Regions from separate parts of the Mus musculus genome. Here region 1 is linked to region 2. A link is a loop called in an ENCODE intact Hi-C map of the cell type or tissue named here. Cell type or tissue: left cerebral cortex. All regions are shown on one strand. Each heading gives the region's core, and the rest is flanking DNA. Links, peaks and the distances in the headings are about the cores only.

Evidence for each region. Hi-C counts contacts between places; a loop is a spot of excess contacts. Peaks named below come from ENCODE experiments on the same cell type or tissue, not always from the same donor. Only the 100,000 strongest peaks of a DNase experiment are listed, where the experiment ranks them.
Region 1: it touches region 2 in a loop (3-fold over the local background); 1 of 42 quality-filtered maps calls a loop at or near these places.

The regions. Positions count from the first base shown.
Region 1 is chr19:53,395,292-53,405,428 of GRCm38, reverse strand. No RefSeq gene overlaps it. Among named protein-coding and RNA genes, the nearest start is that of Smndc1, 9.7 kb to the right of the region's middle. In left cerebral cortex, for the core only: CTCF peaks have their summits at 2,193 and 4,886 (motif pointing right); a DNase peak (open chromatin) is centred at 4,470.
Region 2 is chr19:53,748,043-53,758,179 of GRCm38, reverse strand. The region is part of intron 1 of Rbm20 (RNA binding motif protein 20); the gene reads right to left. It overlaps Gm30943 (a long non-coding RNA gene), which reads right to left and starts at 3,936. Exons shown (of 2, transcript XR_386793.2): 1 at 3,136-3,936; 2 at 1-324. In left cerebral cortex, for the core only: a CTCF peak has its summit at 4,931 (motif pointing right); a DNase peak (open chromatin) is centred at 6,188; H3K27ac peaks cover 214 bases.

The DNA of each region.
Region 1 (10,137 bases), core at 1,904-6,903, 350 kb after region 2:
GTAGTGCAATTCACCAACACAGTGGTTGAAGCGTTTCTCCAGGGTGACGATCCCCTGGACGTTTGTATGCATGAAGAGCTGCACTGCAGACTCGGCTGCCCAGCCAGCACTGCACACATAGCTGTCAGCTAATGCACAACGAATGGGTATGCAAATGAGAGCTGGCAAGGTCCTGGAAGAGCTATAGGAAATGCCAATGAAGACATTCTGACAGATGTCCGAGGAGTTCAGAGGAAAAGCTCCCCGCTGGGCAAATATGGGGGAAGGAGCTTGGGAGACAGCGGGGGGCCTCGGAAGATGAGTAAGACTTCAGAAGACAGCCCTGGCAGCAGCGTAGCCAGAAGGGCACAGCATGAACAGGGAGGGACGAGATGGAACATTTGTTACATTCGCGTGTCATCTTTGTCAGAGGACGAGCTGATCTCTGGCTCGCTGGCATATTCGTTTGTAGGAAAGGGAAGTTGGCTCATCTTGAACCGGCAACTAGAGAGACTGAGGTTCATTTCCAGAGCCCTCGAGTGAATCAGCCATTCTCTAAGATTCCCGGTGCTTTGCCGCACTGTTCGCTAAAGCTTCCCCTTTGAGCACAAGGGGATTTTAAAAGCCAACACCGGGGCTTTCACACACCCGTGTTTCTAAAATCCCGTCCACGGAATGGAAAAACCCTGTGAGGTCACCCCTGCATGCCACCCAATCATCTTCTCAGATAAGACGGCCTGGCTATTCTTCCTCAAAGCCAACGAAGGTAAAGAGTCAAAACCAGAAGGCTACAGAAGTGATTTGGAAGGATACTGGGAACAGCCCGAGGGTACGGGAAGTTGGTATACCAGTTGGCTATTGGATTCCGGTTTTTTTTTTTTTTTGGATTCTGTCAGTTCAGACTCAGATCAAAGATTCTTTCGGTGAGTGAGCTCACCAGGCAGGGACAAGCTTTGCTGATAACACAGAAAGTGATTCATCCTGTCCTGGCTCAGCCAGGCTGGCACAAATGTCACCCACTCACTTTGATTGATGTACCCCATTCATAGAAATATGTGAGCAGATATTGATTTTTTGAGCTCCACCATGACTCACTGTCCTTGGCAACTGACCTGCTTCTTTGGCTTAGCTTTGTTGATGCTATTGCTGCTGCTAACAAATTGCAGGTTAGTGAACCATGAAGGGGTCTGCCTGCAGCTAAGCAAGAGAAGAGTTGACAGCAGACATGCCATGTGTGGCATGGGGTGGATTCTAGAGTAGCATTTCTCAACTTGTGGGTCACGACCCCTTGGGAGGGGGGGTCAGATGGCCCTTTCACAGGAGTTGCCTAAGACTATCAGAAAACACAGATTTTACTTTACAGTTCATAACAGTAGAAAATTACAGTTATAAAGTAGCAATGAAAGCAACTTTACGGTTGGGGAACACCCAGGACATTGAGGAACTGTGTTAAAGGGTCTCAGCGTGAGGAAGGTTGAAAACCACTACTCTAGAGAAATGGTGCCTCTCCCGGCCTTCAAGATCCTTGTTCCTGTTATCTCTGAAGTAAGAACTCTGAGATAGTCAAAAGAAAACTGCAGAGAGTTCCAGGGTGGTAATTAGCGTCTGAAACAAAGAGAAAGAGTCAAGAGAAACCTCTGGATGGGATGGCTGTAATCTGGGAGAACAGAGACGAAGAAAGGGAAAAAAAACCTAAAGAAATTCTCAAGCACTCGGCAAGGCTCCTCTCTTTAGGTTGCGGGTCCAGGTTCTTTCTCATGTTCTCACCTGGATAATTTTATCTGGGAAGGATTCTTATAGCAGAACTTAGTGCCTAAGAACTATTAGATAGGCTCCCTATGGGCCGTCGGTTCCAGCTCTGTCCCACTCAGGTACCCAACAGACTCCATCACCTTCTTTTTGCCATGTTTGGAAGTCCTGCAGATGAACGTGGCCTGACTCTAAAGGACAATCGGTGGGGAGAGGAGAACAGAACAGGTGACACAAACACGAGTGAGCGAGTATGTGTGTCAGTGTCACAGAGGGGCAGGGAGGACAACCAGTTAGTTCTGGGTGACACGTCAAGAATATTCCCAAAATGACATGATTCTTATGACTCTTCAAATGAGGGTTGAGAGAGGAGTGCAAGTTAGTCAGGAAAATAAGAGAATAAACAAACAAACAAACAAAATCCCAAAACTGATCAACATCAGCAAATCCCTAGAGGGCGCCACTTCAGCTCATTCCAAAGCAACCAAGTGGGCTGAGTGAAGAACGCTGTCGGGGATGGGGACAGGGGACCACTGACCGAGGTTAAAACGTGACACGTTCAGAACTGGAGCTTAAAATAACCATTCTGACAGTGGGAGGAGAGAACAGGGGGACAAATTAGGGGCCTCCCAAGCCACAGATAATAAGGGGGTGAATTTCACAGCATCTCTTAAAGGAAAGATGGAGGGGCTCTGTCACTGTGCTGGGATCCACTGAGGAAGAACGGCAACAAGGATGAGGCCAGGGGTGTTCCAGGCGCCCCCAACAGGAGGCTGTGGGAGGTGCCACCCTCGCTGAGAAACGTCATACAAAAAGGCAGGGGGGCTGGGGGGGGGAGGGAGGACAATTTGTTCTTTTTTTCCCCTCCCCCCATAACTTTGAAGGTTGTTGAATCTAGGACCCCACAGAAGCTAGGCAAGTGCTCTACTCCCAAGTTGCCCCCAGCTCCGATTCCATTAAGGGCTCAAAGGTGTTCAGCTTTTTTTGTTTTCCATAGTTTGAGCAAAATGTGTCCAGGTAGAGTTTCCAATGTGTTTGTTCTGCTTAGCATTTACCAAGATTCCAGAGTCTAACTCTGTGCCTTTCACCAAGTTGGGAAATTTTTCAGGTTTTATCGTTTATAAACAAACAAACAACCCCGAAGACCTATTATTTTCTCTTCATTGTGGCTTGCAACTAACACATGTTTAAGATTTTGCTACTTGGGCTGGTGAGATGGCTCAGCTGTTAAGAGCACTGGTTGCTTTTCCAGAGGTCCTGAGTTCAATTCCCAGCAACCACATGGTGGCTCGAAACCATCTGTAATGGGATCCAATACCCTCTTCTGGCATGCAGGTGTATGTGCAGGTAGAGCACTCTAAAATAAGTAAATAAATCTTAAAACAAATAAAATACTTATCGAAAGGCCAGGGAAGCTCTATCTTTTTTTTTTTTTAAGTCAAACTCTCTTCTATCTTCAGTTCTGATCATTGATATGTTTTCAAAGCTACATTTATTTATGATTTATGCATTTTATATATGCGAGTGCTCTGTCTGCATGCATGCCTGCAAGCCAGAGAGGGCAAACAATCTTGTTATGGCTGGTTGTGAGTCGCTGTGCAGCTTGCTGAGATTTGAACTCAGGACCTCTGGAAGAGCAGTCAGTGCTCTTAACCACTGAGCCATCTCTCCAGCCTCCCTTGATGAGTTTTTCAAATTCACCAACTGTTTCACTCACCAACCTCAGTCTTCTTGGAAGGTCTTCAAGTTGGTATCCTTACTTCTGATGCTTAAGCAGTAAAATTAGAAGCAAGGACCCAGGGCCTACATTATAGGCATGGACACCATTTAACAGAAAATGCTATAAAATGTACAGGGTTATGTGATCACAGGAGGCCAAGAACTTGAAGGAGAGCTGGCAGGGTACACGTATGGGGATGTCTGGAGGGAGGGGAGGCATAAATATTGTAATTATAATCTCAAACATAAAGAACTTAAAGGTACAGAGAGGAATGGTCCGTCACTTGAGCTGAGAAAAGTGAGGAAACACTTTTCAAGCTTAGTTTTGTTTCTTTCTCCTCCTCCTCTTCCTCCTCTTCTTCTCTTTCTTCATCTCTGGTCTTCCGGCTGGAGAGATGGCTCAGTGGTTAAGAGCACTGAATGCTCTTCCATAGGACCGGGGTTCTATTCCCAACGCCCACATGGCAGCTCATAACTGTCTGTAACGCCAAGACCTGACACCCTCACACTGATATATATGCGGGCAAAACACCATAGCACATCAAATCAAACTAAACTTTAAAAAAACGTATTGTCTCACCCTGCGACTTAATAAAAAAAGTTTCTGAGCATCTGCTACGCTCCCCTTGTTCAGTCACGAATATAATTTGTTTGTGCTCTTGAGTAGAGTTGCTGTAGTCATTTTAAGACCATTCTGACTTCAACTTGTGTGTCATCTAAAGTCAGTCTCCATTGGTTTCCCTTTCTCTCGGCCATGTCTGTGGTGCAGTTTTCTGTCTGTGACTGTCCAGTGATTTGGGATTGTGATCGCTACAATCTTCGCAATGACTAACATATAGACTACAGTTTTTCTGTTACACTCTACTGGATTCTGGAAAGCTCGTTCCTGGGAAGAGAAAGGAAGTCACCAGATGAACTGACTCATAAGCACACCGTGAGCATCTAAAATCATATTAGGAAACTTAACGGACACAACAGACTGAGGAAAGGATGTAACTCTCTCACCTGGGCCCCCGCCAAGTGACAGAGAGACGCTTAACCCTGCAGTGGCCGATTCCACACCAACCTATAATATACCTGGTGTGTGCCTCAAGGACCAATGACTCCCCATCTGTTTCCGAAGCTTTGGCTCAGCTCCGTCTCCTGCTGCTGATGTGGCTATTCATCTGCTTGCCTGTCTACCTGTCTGCCTGCCCAGACCTCAGCAGCTATTTTTGCTCCAGACCTGATTCGACCTTTCACCTCAAGCGTCAACTCACTGTGTCTTGTCGGCTTATTCTTGGGTTTCTTTGGATTGTTTTCTCCCAGAGTTCATCAGTGTCATCGGTGACGAGTTAAACCAATATGGGTCACTCTGCTGTTAACAAACATGTGACTCCGGGTTCCCAATAAATATTTGTTGAATAAATTCAAGTACATACTTCATATTTCTAATTGGCCTCTAGGGGTCTCCATATGCTTAATAAGCCAGGATTGGGCTGATCCTCGGATTGTCTCTCCCCTACTCCCCGCTTCCAGCAAACCTGCTCTTCTTCAGGTGTCTGTCTGTTTGTCTGTCTGACTGTCTATAACTATATCTACCTATGTATGCCTGTCAATCATCTTCTTCATGTGTCTTGACATTTCCATTTGCACACAGGCCTTTCTAACGTGGCATATCAGAAACCAGCAGTTGTACCTCCCAGCTCTGCTCCTGGCTGGCCCTTCTGCACAGTTGGCCCTTCACATGGCCCATAATTCTTACCCAGGTTTCACCCTCAGTTGTTTTTTTTAGATGATTTCTTCCATGACTGTTTGCTATAAAATGAATATAATCCATTGTCTCCTTCTCCACAACCTCCCTGTTTACCCTCGCCTTTCTCTATCACATTGATTTGCGATCAATTACAGGTCTGCTTCCATTTCTCCCCCCCCCCCCCCAAAGCGTAAGCTCTCTGAGATGTGGCCTTTTCAGTGCTGTACCCCAGTCCTGAGAAGAGAACAGAGCTTGGAGCAGGTGTGCAATAAATATCTTTTAAATTAAATGATCATCGAAGTTACTTGAATGAAGAGGGAGAAGAGCTGGACGTAGTGGTGCACACCCTTATTGTCAGCATCACCAAGGCTAGGCCACCCTGGTCTAGATAGCAAGTTCCAGGCTATGGATACATAGTGAGATCTTGTCTAAGACGAAGGGGAATGGAGTTGAAGAGAGAGACAGAGACAGAGACAGAGAGACACAGAGAGAGAGAGACAGAGACAGAGATAGAGATGGAGACAGAGAGAGAGAGATCCTGTTGGGGAAGGAACAAGATCTTATAATATGGACAGAAGCCACACAACCAAAGGTCTAGGGAAAATTAATGTCACAGACACCACAATCCATAGGGAAGATGTAAAATATTCAGAAGACGGGCTGAGGAAGAAACTATAGTGGCCCTGGAGAGTTAGTGATTTGGTTGGTGACTTTGGGTATGATATTTATTTTGGTGATGTTGCAGAAGAAACCAGACCACAGCAGGATATGACACAAGCAGTCAACAGAGACACAGGGTCAGAGGCTGAAGGAAAGGCTGGCTGAAGCCGAGAGAATAGACTAAGGAGAGGCAAGAGTGGAAGTGGTAATCTCACAGGAAGAGCTCAGTCTTTGACTCTGAGCGGCAATGAAGAAGAAGGCTCAGCCTTCTGTTTCATGCACGGTCAGGGCTGCTACATATGGCTGATACTGTCTATGTCCTTTAGACCAGCTCTGGATCAACAGGAACCTACTGTCCTCCAAGTCACAAGCCCTGGAGAAGAGACAGGGTTTCCAACGTAATACATACGGCATGCCTCTGGCAGGGGAGTATCTGCTGGAAGGTGTCTTTTTCTACAATCTAGGGAAATGGCCTTATTTAGAACTCACTTGTTTTAGGTAAATAACAATGAGAATTTCAGTGAAATATTTCTTCTTCTTCTTCTTCTTCTTCTTCTTCTTCTTTTCTTCTTCTTCTTCTTCTTCTTCTTCTTCTTCTTCTTCTTCTTCTTCTTCTTCTTCTTTTTCTTCTTCTCTTCTTCTTCTTCTTCTTCTTCTTCTTCTTCTTCTTCTTCTTCTTCTTCTTCCTCCTCCTCCTCCTCCTCCTCCTCCTCCTCCTCCTCCTCCTCCTTCTTCTTCTTTTCCTTGAGACAGGGCTTCTTTGTGTAGCCCTGGCTGTCCTAGAATTCGTTTTGTAGACCAGGCTACCCTCAAACTCACAGAGATCTGCCTGTCTCTGTCTCTGCCTCCCAAGTGCTGGGATTAAAGGCAGGTGGCACCACTGCTGGGCTCTTTTCTTCTTAAACATGTTAGGCACATGTATGTACTGAACCATTGTACCCACCCTCTTTAAGAACTTTTTATTGACATCTCCAGTTGTACATGTTAATGAGAGTTCAATGTAGTCATTATCTCAGTCTGGTTTTTTGCTGCTACTTAACTCATTAATATAGTCTGGGTAGTTTACAAAGGTTGACAGTTCATTAAGTTTGTGATTCTGGAGGGTACGGAAGTTCAATTTCAAGGGCCTGAGTCAGGTGCTGGTCTTCTTGTTGATGGGACTTTGCAGAATCCTGACGTGAAACAGGACATCATGTAATGAGAAGGGCCCGTCCAGCAGAGAGGGTCAAACTGGCTTCTACAGACCAAGTGGAGCGATAATTTATAACTTCATTAGTTCATGAAGGTAGAAACCTCAAGGCCTAATCACCACCTACTAAGGTTGATCTTGTCCAATTCTTTACAACTTCCAATGGAAATTAAACTTCAACGTAAGTTTTGGTGGGGGCATTCAAAACAGAATCATATCTTTTCCGGATTTTCTAGGATGAATCTGCTCAACTTTAGATTCGTGCCAGAGGGGAAGAACAGCTACCGAAACTCTCTGTACAGTGGCCACCCTTCTTTGTGTAAAGCAAAAGGAAGAACAAATGTGTCAGCCACAGCCAGAGTTCCCCTTTCACATCAGATGCCTACACCTGGGAGCAGATGGGGTCAGTGAGAGGTGGGGGAGGGAGGGATGAGATAGGATTTCATGTGTGAAATTCTGCCTTACTGGAACTTACTAGCAGAGGAATAACAAAAGCCATGTTGTGCTGTTCTAGAAACTCCGAGGAAAGAGATGGGTGTAGGGATGAGTAATTGTCTATGGACTGGATCCATTAGGGAAGACAAAAAAGCTTTCTATAAACTTAAGAATCACAATCTTAGGGGTGGTAGCGAGGAAACATGACTGAGGAAATACAGGCTCGTTGAAGCTACCTTCTCTCTGCTGACGTGCTCTACTAGGGAGAGGAGGACTCTATGCTAGGATTAAAGACTCCATCTGTGTGCTGTGCTCTAGTAGCTGAGAATGGCGACGTGTGTGTCTTTGATAATAAAATAGAGATCCGGGTGGTCATATGTGGTAGCCCATGCCTATAATCCTAGCACTTGGGAGACGAGGACCAAATATTCAAGACTAGCTTGGTCTATATAATAAAACTGTGTTAAAATATTATATATTATTTGTAATGCTTTATTGTAGCTGCTTGTATTCTAATGCCAATTATGTTCCCCCCTAAGATGTTTGCATGTAGCTTCTGGAAACCTGCCTACAGTTGGTTCTGATAAACATGCCACCAGCCAACAGAGGACAGACAGGGGATTTTAGGCTTCCCCAGCATGGGGCCTGGGGGAAGGAGGAGGAAGGAGAAGGGAGATCAGCTATGCTGGGAGTGTACCATGCCTGAGAAGAGTGGAGAACAGAGAGGCGTAACCCCCATGTGAAGGAGCTCGGAATTATCAGTGGGAGGTAGTGGAGGTTAGGCTGTAGCCCAGCTACTGTGTTGTTTAAAGTATATTAAAATATAAAGGCTGGGTGTGGTAACGCACGCCTTTAATCCCAGCACTTGGGAGGCAGAGGCAGGCGGATTTCTGAGTTTGAGGCCAGCCTGGTCTACAAAGTGAGTTCCAGGACAGCCAGGGCTATACGGAGAAACCCTGTCTCAAAAAAAACCAAAAAAAAAAGGCTGCGTGTGTGTGTGTGTGTGTGTGTGTGTGCCTTTCATTTGGGAACATAAACCATTGAGGCAGGTAGTAAACCCACCATCAGGGTTTATTAATTTAAGAAAATTACTACATTTTGTAGCCTATAATGTCTTCAAATAGAATTTATTACATGATAGTAATATTTAAAATAACAATAGAGCTATCCAAGAACAATACACAAAAGAAAAAAATAGATCATCACTAACATCAGAAACAACAAAAGTCCATCCATAGCTGTTGCATCTGTTGCTTATAGACTGCTAAGGGCAGTTAGTTGATTTACATCAACTTATTAGATGAGAGTACAGGGGAATGTGACATTTTCATATTCTTCTACCATGTGTGACACACAGAAGGAAAGTGACTTGACCCTGGTTATTTTATAAGTCACGAGGAAAGATGGCAAATGAACATGGCTTCCTATGAACCAACCTAAAGACCACCAGGCACTCACAACACACACAGCTTCCTGGCTCGGTTGCATTCTTTTTTAACTTTAACCCCAGGAAAACATGATGGAAGGGGGGTGTCTCTCACAACTTCTTTTTTTTTTTTAAAGATGTTTCTTTACTCATATGAGTGGGGGCATGTGCCCTCAGGTGCAGGTGCTTGAGTAGGCCATAAGAGAACATCAGGGAATTATAGATGCTTGTGAGCTGCCCAACATGGGTACAAGGGAACTGAACTCAGGTCCTCTCCAAGAGAGATATGACACTTGACTGCTGGGCCATCCCTCCAGCCCAAGTGTCTTAGGGCTTTACTGCTGTAAACAGACAGCATGACCAAGAGCTCTTCTTATAAAGACAACATTTAATTGGGCCTGACTTACAGGTTCAGTCCAGTATCATCAAGGTGGGAGCATGGCAGCATCCAGGTAGGCATGGTTCAGGAGTAGCCGAGAGTTCTACATCTTCATCTGAAGGCTGCTAGTAGAATACTGACTTCCAGGCAGCTAGGATGAGGGTCTTAAAGCCTGCACCCACAGTGATACACCTACTCCAACAAGGCCACACCTTCTAATGGTGCCACTGCCTGGGCAGAGCATTCAAACCATCACGTCAAGCTTTCACCGGTTCTAACGTGTTTCCTCTGTGACAAAACTTACATCAGAGGCTGTCTTGCTTCCTGTGGCGACTATGGTCTACTGCCCACATTTGTCTTCAGAGTAAATGGCTTGAGTTTCCTAGCAGCAGGAGCACTGGCTCTTCACAGGAGCAGTCCATTAACTGGCTGATCTGGCTGATGGATTAGGAGTGGATGAGGGCTACCCCAGAGCTAGAGGTCCTTCTATGGAATTGCTTAGCGCTCCCAGAGCAACTGTCACCCCTCACCCTCCAGGGCTCACTCTCCAATGACCTGAAACAGAACTCTGAGTGAAAAACCCCATCAGGACCACAGAGAACCTCTCAGGAGCAGTGGTTACAGAAGATGAGACTGGTACTATGAAAGTATCTATTAAATAAATGTATTAGGGTCTCAAAGTAAGCCACGTGTCCTGTGTATATTTTAACAAGCCAAAGTTGTGAACCATATATGGTGGTCTGAAGGTTTAATGGTTGTCTTAGTTAGGGTTTTACTGCTGTGAATAGATACCACGACCAAAGAAACTACATTTAGTTTGGGTCGGCTTACAGGTTCAGAGATTCAGTCCATTATCATCAAGGTGG
Region 2 (10,137 bases), core at 2,313-7,312:
AGTGTCACTTATAAGACCCTCATCTCATTCAAAGGGGGAAAGAGATGCTGTTTCTACAAGAAAACCCAAAAAGGAAGAAATGCTTCTGGGGAGTGTGGTTTAGCAAACATCCCCGAGTGGGCTATATCTAGGAAAAAGTCATTTGTGATTAAATATGACACCCACACACAGCAGTCAGCTCTAGCCACGTGTCACATGCTGTCCCTGATTGCCTTGCATTGGCAGCAACCACCTCTAAAGGGAAAGCAAAGAGGCTGCGTGAGCGGTTTCCAGGCATTCTTCAGAGTCATCACACGATGTCAAAGGCACTGGAGAGTGTTGTCACTGAAGTGGGAAGAATATAAAAAAGAGCAAAGTCAGTGTTTCCGGAGCTAAACAGAATCTGCAGAAACAATCTCCAGGGATCCTGACGGAAGGAAACACCTTAAACAAGACTCATGACGCCGAAAGGATACCCCAGCAAGGACAGTTCTATTCACAGCAACCACAAATCACTGCGTTTGCCTCTTCTTTGTGTGCAGAGTTCATTTGTCCTGCCAGGTTAGATGTCCGGGTGCCACGTGAGCCATCCTGCTGGCCACCACCCGGCTCTGCGCTCTGCTTCTCCTCATAACCTTCCTCAGCACACATTTCACAGGCAGCGAGGAGAAGACGGGCCACTCACGCCAAATGCTCTGCTCTCCAAGGATGGAAAGAGGTCCCAAGAAGATCTTTCTCTTTGTGTAAAACCCATTTTCTGAAAACATGGTTGCATCCACAGTGACAGGTGTCACTTTCCGCACCCTGCAGTGCCCCATCTTGCTGTACTTATAAGGGAGTGAAGAGCTTAAGAGGGACGTAAGACAGGAAGGGGGCAGAGTCTTGACAGGACTGGACTTCCCAACAGGAATTTGCCCTACAAAATTGGTTTTTAGCTGTGCATGGTCAGCCGCACCTTTGATCTCATCACGTAGATCTCTGTGAGTTTGAGGTTACTCCAAACAGTGACTTCAAGGCTAACAGGGATACCCAGTGAGCCTTGTCTCAAACAGAGAAAAGACTTAATTTTAATAAAGAAAATATTATTAAGACTAAAGACATGTTTCTGTGCGTGTTTCTGATACGTTAGTAACTGCATCTCATGACTGCGTGCAGACCCCAGCCTGCTGTCTGGGAATGTTCTGAATTCCCTGGGCCCACCTATGGGAAATTGGTCTTGTTGCTGTTGAGGTTTCTGACGTCCACCACGGTCAATAGTTTACAGTGAGATCCTCTGACTTCTAAACTCTGAAGAAAGACTTCTCATTTTTGATTGGCTTCATCTTTTCAGGTCAAGAAAGTGTCTACTTTGCCTCAGAATGCCCACCCTTAAGTAACCTGCAAGGTTAGACTTCATGTGTTAGCAACTCCATGCAGCCTAGCTGTCTTTTGTAGTGGCCTGAGTGTGAAATGTCCCCCACAGGCTTGTGTGTAGAAATATTTGGAGCCTGTAGATGGCGCTGTTTTAAGTGAGTCATGAGGGGAAGTTCGTGAGTTTTGCAGGCTGGACCCCACTTCCTAGATGCATTCTACTTCCTACTTATCTTTGCTCTATTCCCAGATGTCTGTCCCCCTGTCCTGCAGGAGTCTTTAGGACTTGATGGGAGCAGAGGAGAGGCAGAAATGGCCGGGAAAAAAAAAAAACCCAGTGCCAGGAACTGAAGTTAGAGAGAGCGAGTCCTTGCAGGAAGGGTCTTGGAGAGTAACCCAGATAGCTGGGTAAACTGTATAGACAATTAATTACCTGACAGCTACTTTAAAAACTTTTGTGATATCACAAATATTCTCTCTATATTCAAGATTCCTCCTCTTTCTGGTCTTCCTAAATACATAATAAAGTGCTTGGGGAAGTTAGTGGAGGTGAGTTGTAGCATCACCCTAGGGAACGGGTGTCATTGGTAGGGTAAGACCCCTCATCTCATGGTGCTATGAGCCTGTACTTTGTATACTTCATTCTGATAGTCATCCTACTGACAGGTGAATGGAGAGGGGAAATCTGCCCCAAGTCACACAGCCTGGATGTGGTGGTGAACCAGATCTCACCAGAGACCATGCCCAGCTATTTCAAAGATGGCTGGACACATCAACAGAGTGACACTCGGGCCTGCAGCTGACAGAAAGACATCCAGGAACACACTCTTATCCCTAGAGTCAGCCCTGAGACTTGGTGACTTAGAAAGTGTCCTGCAGGGTAACCTGTAAATTTGGAAGGTGACACCCATCTGCCCTCCTCATGGTTCACAAGCACACGTGAACCCGACAGGTTTAAAGCGGTGCACATCCTGCTGTCGGGTTCAAATAGGCAAGAGACTGACACGCTCATAACACAGTTTAAGAGAAGAAAGAAGGAAAGCTCTCCTTGACCCAAGAGTATAAAACTGAGCATGCTCAGAAGTCCTCTGAAGTCTACCAGGCCTAGGCTGAGACACCCTCCCTATCCAGGAAAGAATTAATGTCACCCAAAGACAGGCCTGGCCTTTGCCCTCTTTAGCTCTGAAAGGTGATCTTTAAGCCTATGCATTGCCCCACACTGGGACACAGCAGGAATTCTGCTGTGCTTTACGGGACAGCCATGAGCTACACAGTGCCACCTTGAACCTGGGAGAGGCTGGAGAGTAAACTCAGTCTCAGGGACGCCAACCATGTGAGCCAGGGACGCCAACCATGTGAGCCAGGAACACCCTATATATGTGGTCGCTCATAGTAGCCAGACATCAGCACTTGATGTGGGTTCACGACAAAGGCCAGCTGCAAGCTTTATGCACAGAACTGTCCAGAATTTGGCCTGGCATCCTGTCCCTTGCCTCTGCTGAAGCTGTTCCCTTTCACTGTGACGGATTGCAGTTTCGAAGACAACAGTTTCCTCCGATAGGGTCTGAAAGTCTAACTGGTGAGTTACAGAGTGAGGCTCTGTGAACTCTTACCTCTCAGTTTGGGTGGGAAGGTGATCTTGGGACCCCTGACTTTGTAGTCCCTCCTCATATCATTTGATCCTCATGTAAACCTCACAGACAAGGATTATGAGTGGTGGCAGAGGCCATCCCTTGGCCATTATTCGCACCCAGCAGGTAGGAGAAAAGGACTTAGGTCCCAGACTGCAGCATCATTCACACTCACCTGGGTACTCGGTGGTCCTGCCTCCATCTGCCTGCTCCATCTTAGTCTTCCCCTGAGTAACAGAGGGTGAGGAGAGGACCCTGCTCCATGCTGGCCAAGGCAGGGGAGGACGGGGAGTCTTAGTGCTTTAACTGAGAGAACGTACAATGGGGTTAAGTGGCATTTTTAGCCCTGAGACAGGCCACATAACACAGATTCCCTCACAGCAGTTCTGAAACCCAAACCTCAGCCCTTTCTTGGTCAGAGCAGAAGCAGCCATGGAGAGCATGAGGCGGGATGGCAGTGATGCAATGCCTCCTGGGACAGGACATTCCATCAAGAGGCCCCTGGGGAGAGGGGGAGGATTCATGGGGGCAGGGGTAAGGGCAGAGAGGGAGCAGATAGGGCAGCCAACACACATCTGTCCTTAAAACAGGGTGTCTGTCTGTCTGCACCTGCCAGGATGGGGGGTGGGGTGGGGCAGGAAGGAGGCTGCACACACAGCAGATTCCGTCCTAGCACAGGGACCAAGCTGTGGCTGTCAATCCTGCCGCCCGTCTCCGGAAACCTGGCACGGCCAAAGTCCTCAGCCTCCTACACACACACACACACACACACACACACACACACACACACACACACACGTGCATGCGCCACCCCAGCGCTGTGCCGTTAAATTAGTTTTACAAGAGTAGAAGAGTTAAGACTGTCCCCTCCCCTGCACCCAGCTCTGTAGATTCTGAACCCCTCAATACAAGGCCAAGCAAGATAGCATGCTTAACAGGACAGGTTTATCTGCCTTGCTTTATATTAAGAATCTTTTTTTAAGATTTATTTATTTTATGCATGAGTACACTGTCTAGTCACTGTCTTCAGACACACCAGAGAGGGCATCAGATCCTGTTACAGATGGTTGTGAGCCACTGTGTGGTTCCTGGGAATTGAACTCAGGACCTTTGGAAGAACAGTCAGTGCTCTTAACAGCTGAGCCATCACTCCAGCCCATATTAAAAACTTTTTAAAGTCTACTTTTATGCAACTGGGTTTTTTGTTTTTGTTTTTGTTTTGTTTTGTTTTGTTTTCATTTTCTCAAGAAGAAAAACATGGTCATTGTTTTTTGGGTGACTTTTCTGTTCTTAGAGAGCTTGGATCTAAACAATGTGTGGCTACAATGGTCATGGAGTAAATGAGTCTTTAAATTGGCATCTGATCACTAGGTATAGGATACAGTGTGAAATCTCTATGTGTGTATACACTGTAACAATTAAGTCTGAGCAGTTTTTCTAACACTTCAACTATTTATCATCTCTTTGAGTTGGAAAACATCAAGCTCTCGTGGTTGCTTTGAAATACACAGTGAATTCTAGTTAAAGGTAGCCGTCTTAATACACTCTAGAATATCACAACCTACCTCCTATCTAGCTGGATTTTAGGTACCTGCTATCTGCCCCTTTTTGTCTCTCTCATCTCTGCTGCACCTCTAGTGGCCAGAATTCTGCTTTCACGTTTTATGAGATCAGCTTTCTAGCTCCCACCTCTCAAGAGAGCTTGTGCAAAGCTCATCTCACTGAGCCTGGCTAGTTAACCTCGTGTCCTCCAAGCTTATCTGAACCTCCACAAACAACAGGGCTTCATTCGTTTCTATGGCCGCATCAACACCATGCCTTAGTGCTTATTAATCAACTGATGGACACCGGGATATTTCTAAAGAAAGGGGTTCTTAATACAGAAATAACTGAGAAATGTAATATTCTTTTGTACGATTGTGTTTTGCCTTCATGAATGTATGGATGGCATGTACATGCAGTGCCCAAGGAGACCAGAAGAGGGCGTCAGATGCCCTGGAACTGGAGTTACAGACAGTTGTGAGCGCTCACGTGGGTGCTGGATAACATAGTCCAGCGCCTCTCTCAACCCTCCTCAGAGAAGCTGCTTCTTGCAGTAGATGACGATTAACAAAACCCACAATTGGTCACCAAGGAATGAAAGACTGGAGTGCTCAGCTTTAAATGGGAAGTCTGTGTCACAGCAGCTACCTTAGGGTTGCAGGTATCCCAACCCACTTATTCTAAGGCTCAGGGACCCTCAGGGAGGAGGAAAGGAAAGAGTGTACGAGCCAGAGACAGCAATGATGCTGGACAAACAGGGCAGTTGCACATAGGAAGAGGGATTGCAACAATGTATTTATATGGACAAAATGTAGCAGATGCGGGAGGTAGGCAATTCGCTCCACCTCAGGCTGAGAAGCTGTCGCTGGGAGAGGAGAATCAGTTTTCTTTAAGGGTGTGGCATCTGGTAGGGCCACCTAAGAGAGAGACAAAGGGTGAGGGGAGGGAGAGACAACATCAAGTTGTGTGGGTATGAAAAGGGGGTGGATCTGGGAGGAGTATGGGAAGGAGTGATTATCAGAATATATTATAGGAAATTCTCATAGAATTGATAAAAATATTTTTTAACCCTTCAGGAAATAAGCTCTGAAAACAGTATTACAAATTGATAGTTGGTTTTCAGCATGTTCTTAAAAACCAAGGGATTGACACTGTGAAATCACATAGGTACACAGTCCAGAGGAATTCTGAGGTATAAATCTAAAACTTTTATCAGCATCTGAAAGAGATTTCTGACCCAACACTTTAGGGCCGCTGACCTGTTTAGACCTGGCAAATTCATGGTATTGTTGACTAGAAAGATTTCTGGAATTGCATGGAATCAGAGAGGTTAGCCTGCTGGGACAGACAGGCGGTGATAGCCCGAGTTTACTTGGGGACTGCTGCGTTGTCAGCGGGAACATTTATCACAGTCCAGCCTGCTTGGTGGTCCGCACGAGTAGTCCTACCCACAGAATTTAAACTTCTTTGGGGCAGACTAGGCCTCATGCTGGAACCACACACACATGCTAGGCACACCATCAGGGTCTGAGAAGTCATGTTCCCCAGGAAGGGTGCAGCCACGCACAGGCAAGGCTGCAGGTGCTGCCTAGGGAAATGTGGTATACTTCGGTGGGTGCTTGACAAATCCTTCTCGGTGATAATGATGATCCCGCCTTCTTTGCCTGCTATTCTCACTCCTCAGATGATTCACACGAAGCAAAAATATCTGCTTTGGCTACAAAGAAAGAATGTACCCTCTGTGAGTCTGGAGGTGCCAGCCTGCTGGCGAGACAATGTGACCCAGCACACCCAAGGCTGCAGGGGCATCGCTGGGCAGTTTTGAGTGGCAGTTCTGGTCTCAGAAGCCAACAGTTCCATAGGACAGCGAGCAGTTTGAGGCCCAACCCCTTTCTCTCCACTCGCAATCCTAAAGTGATTTAGTGTGTTAGGATTCCTCAGAAACGGAACAGATCCACAAGGCGGTGAGCCCTCGCGCTTGAAGACGCTCAGGTTTTAAAGGCGAGGCCTCTGCAGGCAGCTGCAGCTCCCTCTTCAACCAGGAAGAGACAATTCCTCCACGAGGGCTTTTTGCTTACAGTTTCCAGCCCTTGGCAGCTTCACCCGGAGCAGCTGCAGCCTGTTAGAGCAGGTCTTTCCGCGTTAGGCTGGACAGTGATTCGGGAACTATCACTCATCTGAAGCCCTAGCCCCAGGGTTTGACCACTGACCCAGAGACAGCAGCAAATGAAATTCGTTGGTCTGTTTTCCCGGGTTGTTGATAAGAAGTCAGTAGACCTGGTTTCATCTCCCACTGTGTAACTTTGGTCTAGAAGTGGAAACTCGAATCTCCTTTTCCACAGCAGTTTTGTCTTTATAGTTTTTGGGTTTTTTGTTTTTGTTTTTGTTTTTGTTTTTGGTCGTAGTCATCTTCTTTCTTCTTCCTCCTTTCTCCTTCCTCTTCTTCTTCTTCTACGGCTGCTGCTTCTTCTCTTCCTCCTTTTCCTTCTCCTTTTCCTCTCTTTCTTCCTTCCCTTATTTAATTTACTACTTCCTTTTCCTCTTCTTCTTCCTCCTCTTCTTCCTTTCTTTTTCTCCCCCCTCCCCCCGTACATGTTTGTGATGAATTTGGTCATTTTTAACCTCGTCCACCTATGAACTCTCTCACCCCCCTTTCCTTCCACATACCTCCTTTTTCCCAGCAAGCCCCCATTCTGCATGTGTGTGTGTGTGAGACAGACAGAGACAGAGAGTGTATGTGTGTAGTATGTGGTATGTGTGTGGGGTGTATGTGTGGTATATGTTAGGTGTGGTGGGGGAGTACGAGTGTGTGTGTGTGTTTTGTGGTGTGTGTGTGTCCCACTGAATTTAATTAGGGTTGCTGCTTGTATGAGCATGGGTAGAGATTTTTTTACTGAATCATGAGTGAGTTCTCAGAGGCTACAACCGTAAAGGAAACGATACCCTCCCGGAACCATAACTGTCAACAGACCCTTGGGAGAGGGTGATGCGCATGCACTCGCTCCTCCCACACATGGTAAAATGTCGGCAGGCGCTGCAAAGTTATCTTAGTACAGTAGAGTCTGTGAAGAATCTGGCACATACATACGGGGTATAAATTAACGGAACTTGTATTATGTAGACCTGGGAAGGCAGGGGGGCCTGCAGTCAAAGCAAAACTCAGTCAGGGCTGAGCATGATCATAAGAACTGAGCAACGTGCTGTCTGCCACCTTCAGAAAGGGAAACAAACTCCTTTGGAAGCTTGCGTGGTGCCTTCTGGTACCACAAAAGCTAGTCCTCAGGGGAGGTTTTGGGGTAGATGGAGCTCAGGTCCTCTGGACCCTGGGTCCAGAGTGTATGGTGTTTTAGGACCTGATGGTCAGCCCTGAAGTTACATACACACAAGAAACACAGGAGCTGAGCAGGCTGTGTGCATATAATCGCAAAAATTAAAGAAGCCGTGGGGGTAAACCGAGGGTTTGGAGGGGAGGAAAGGAGAAATTACTTAATTATAATCTCAAAAAAAAAGGTTAATTTAAAACTTAAAAAGGATCTTAAAAGGTTAATGGTGTATGACCAACAGCCCAGTGAAGGTGGTCATAACAACACGGTACCCATGCGCTGCTTTTCTGGGTTTCTGTGAGCTGGTGACATGGCCCAGAGCGTGCCTGCTCCTAACGCCCCTTTGTCATTAGTACTAGAGTCATCGTTAGCACTACTGCTTCAGGGTTACCGGGGATGCAATGGAAAGACACAAGAAAGTTTTAAACTAATTAACTTCCAAGACTGCACATGGTAGAGAAAATCAACATTAGCTTATATGTAGTGTTAAAACATATTGAAGAAAGAACAATCACATGTGCTTTGTTTTGCAGTGTTTTGGGCCCTAGCTCAGTGCCTAAGAGTGCTGGCTGCTCTTCCAGAGGACCCACACACACCTTTTTAAATCTTTTTATTTTAATTGAAATGAGCATTTATCTTGAATCTATTAAATAATTAATTTTTCCATTAGTTTATTTATTCTCTTTACATCCTGTTCACAGCCTCCCCTGAGTCCCCGCCTCACATGACCCCTCCTCCCACAGAGGACCCTTGTTTGATACCCAGGACCTAAATGGTGGCTTACAACCATTCGCCACCCCAGTCCCAGAGGCTCTATCTCCCTCTTCTGGCCTCAATGGGCACCACACGCACGTGGTGCACAGACACACAGACAGACAAAACACTCCTACACATAAAAATAACGGTATTCTTAAGACTAAATTCACCTTAGAACACTGGAGTTCCTTGGGTGGTGCTATAATGGTGGATACGCAGCACTATGCATTTGTCAAGCTCACAGAATGAACACCGCCAACTGCGGATACTGGTGATAAATAAATGTGGCTGTAGGTTCATCCTCTGTAGGGATTAACCAGGGCAGTGGGGGATATGGAAAAATCTGCATCCTTCCAGCTTGATTTTGCTACAGACCTAAAACTGTTCCAAACATATCGCCACTAATTTACAAAACGCCCGTCCTTATGCCGGAAATACATTAATCAGGTCACAGCGTCTCACTTGACAGCCATAAGCAGACACTGGTGAAAATCTCCACAGTGGTGATGATGTCACTGAAAGAAAGTTATACAAGCAACTTAGCTATTCTCAATTATATCCCTCACACATGCAAAAAAAAAAAAAAAAAAAGTAAAATTCAGAGAAAAGATGAGGGTCAGAGGTCGGGGGAAGGCAGATGTCCAAGAGGGGAGGGCAGGTGCCCAAGTTGGGGAGGGCAGGTGCCCAAGTGGGGGAGGGCAGGTGCCCAAGGGAGGAGGACAGGTGCCCAAGGGGGGAGGGCAGGTGCCCAAGGGGGGAGGGCAGGTGCCCAAGGAGTAAGTATCCCCCAAGCAGAAGGAAAGATAAAGCCCCACACATGCCAGTCTTCCTCCTTCCAGCACCTGAGGACTGGAAGTCACTTCCTCATGAATGCTCTGTGCTCTGGGCTGTAGGTAAAGTGAAGAGGAAGCTCCGTAATAAATCGCCTTCACCTGCCACCCTGCCTATTTTTAGGGCTCCATTTTACAGCGTGGTGAAATGAGCCTGTGGATGTCAGCGTGCCAGGCGTCATTAAGACGTTTCTTGAGAAGTGGGGAGACGCTTTCCCAAGCAAAACTGAAGTCACAAGCCGCAGGTTGTTTTCCAAGATGACACCCATTAAGAAGCTGCTGAAGAGCTCCCTGAGGCCCTTTGGTCATGTGACAAGGCACAGTCTGAGCAGTGCTGATTTACAGCTGGCGTGGTAATGCCTGGGCGGACTCTATCTGGGCCCCAGAAAGGAACAGTATGGAAAACAGACACTCAAATCACCCACTCTGTAGCGGACCCACAGAAAAGTCACAGAGATTTCAATGGCAAGCTGGGTCCATATCAAAAAAACCCAGGGTCGGCACTTGCGTATTCCTTCACACATGGGCCAGGGGCTTCTGTGTGTTGGACATTGCTGTGTGTGCTGGAGGCTCTTCAGCAGCGATCAAAGAGGGCGCTTTAGTTTTTCCATTCAAGTCACATCTCAGTTTAGGAAGACAAAAAGAAAAAAGGGTGTGTCAGAGAAAAACTGAAGAGGAAAAAGAGAACAGAGGCTGAGGGAAACTAAGAAGGATGACCCAGGGACC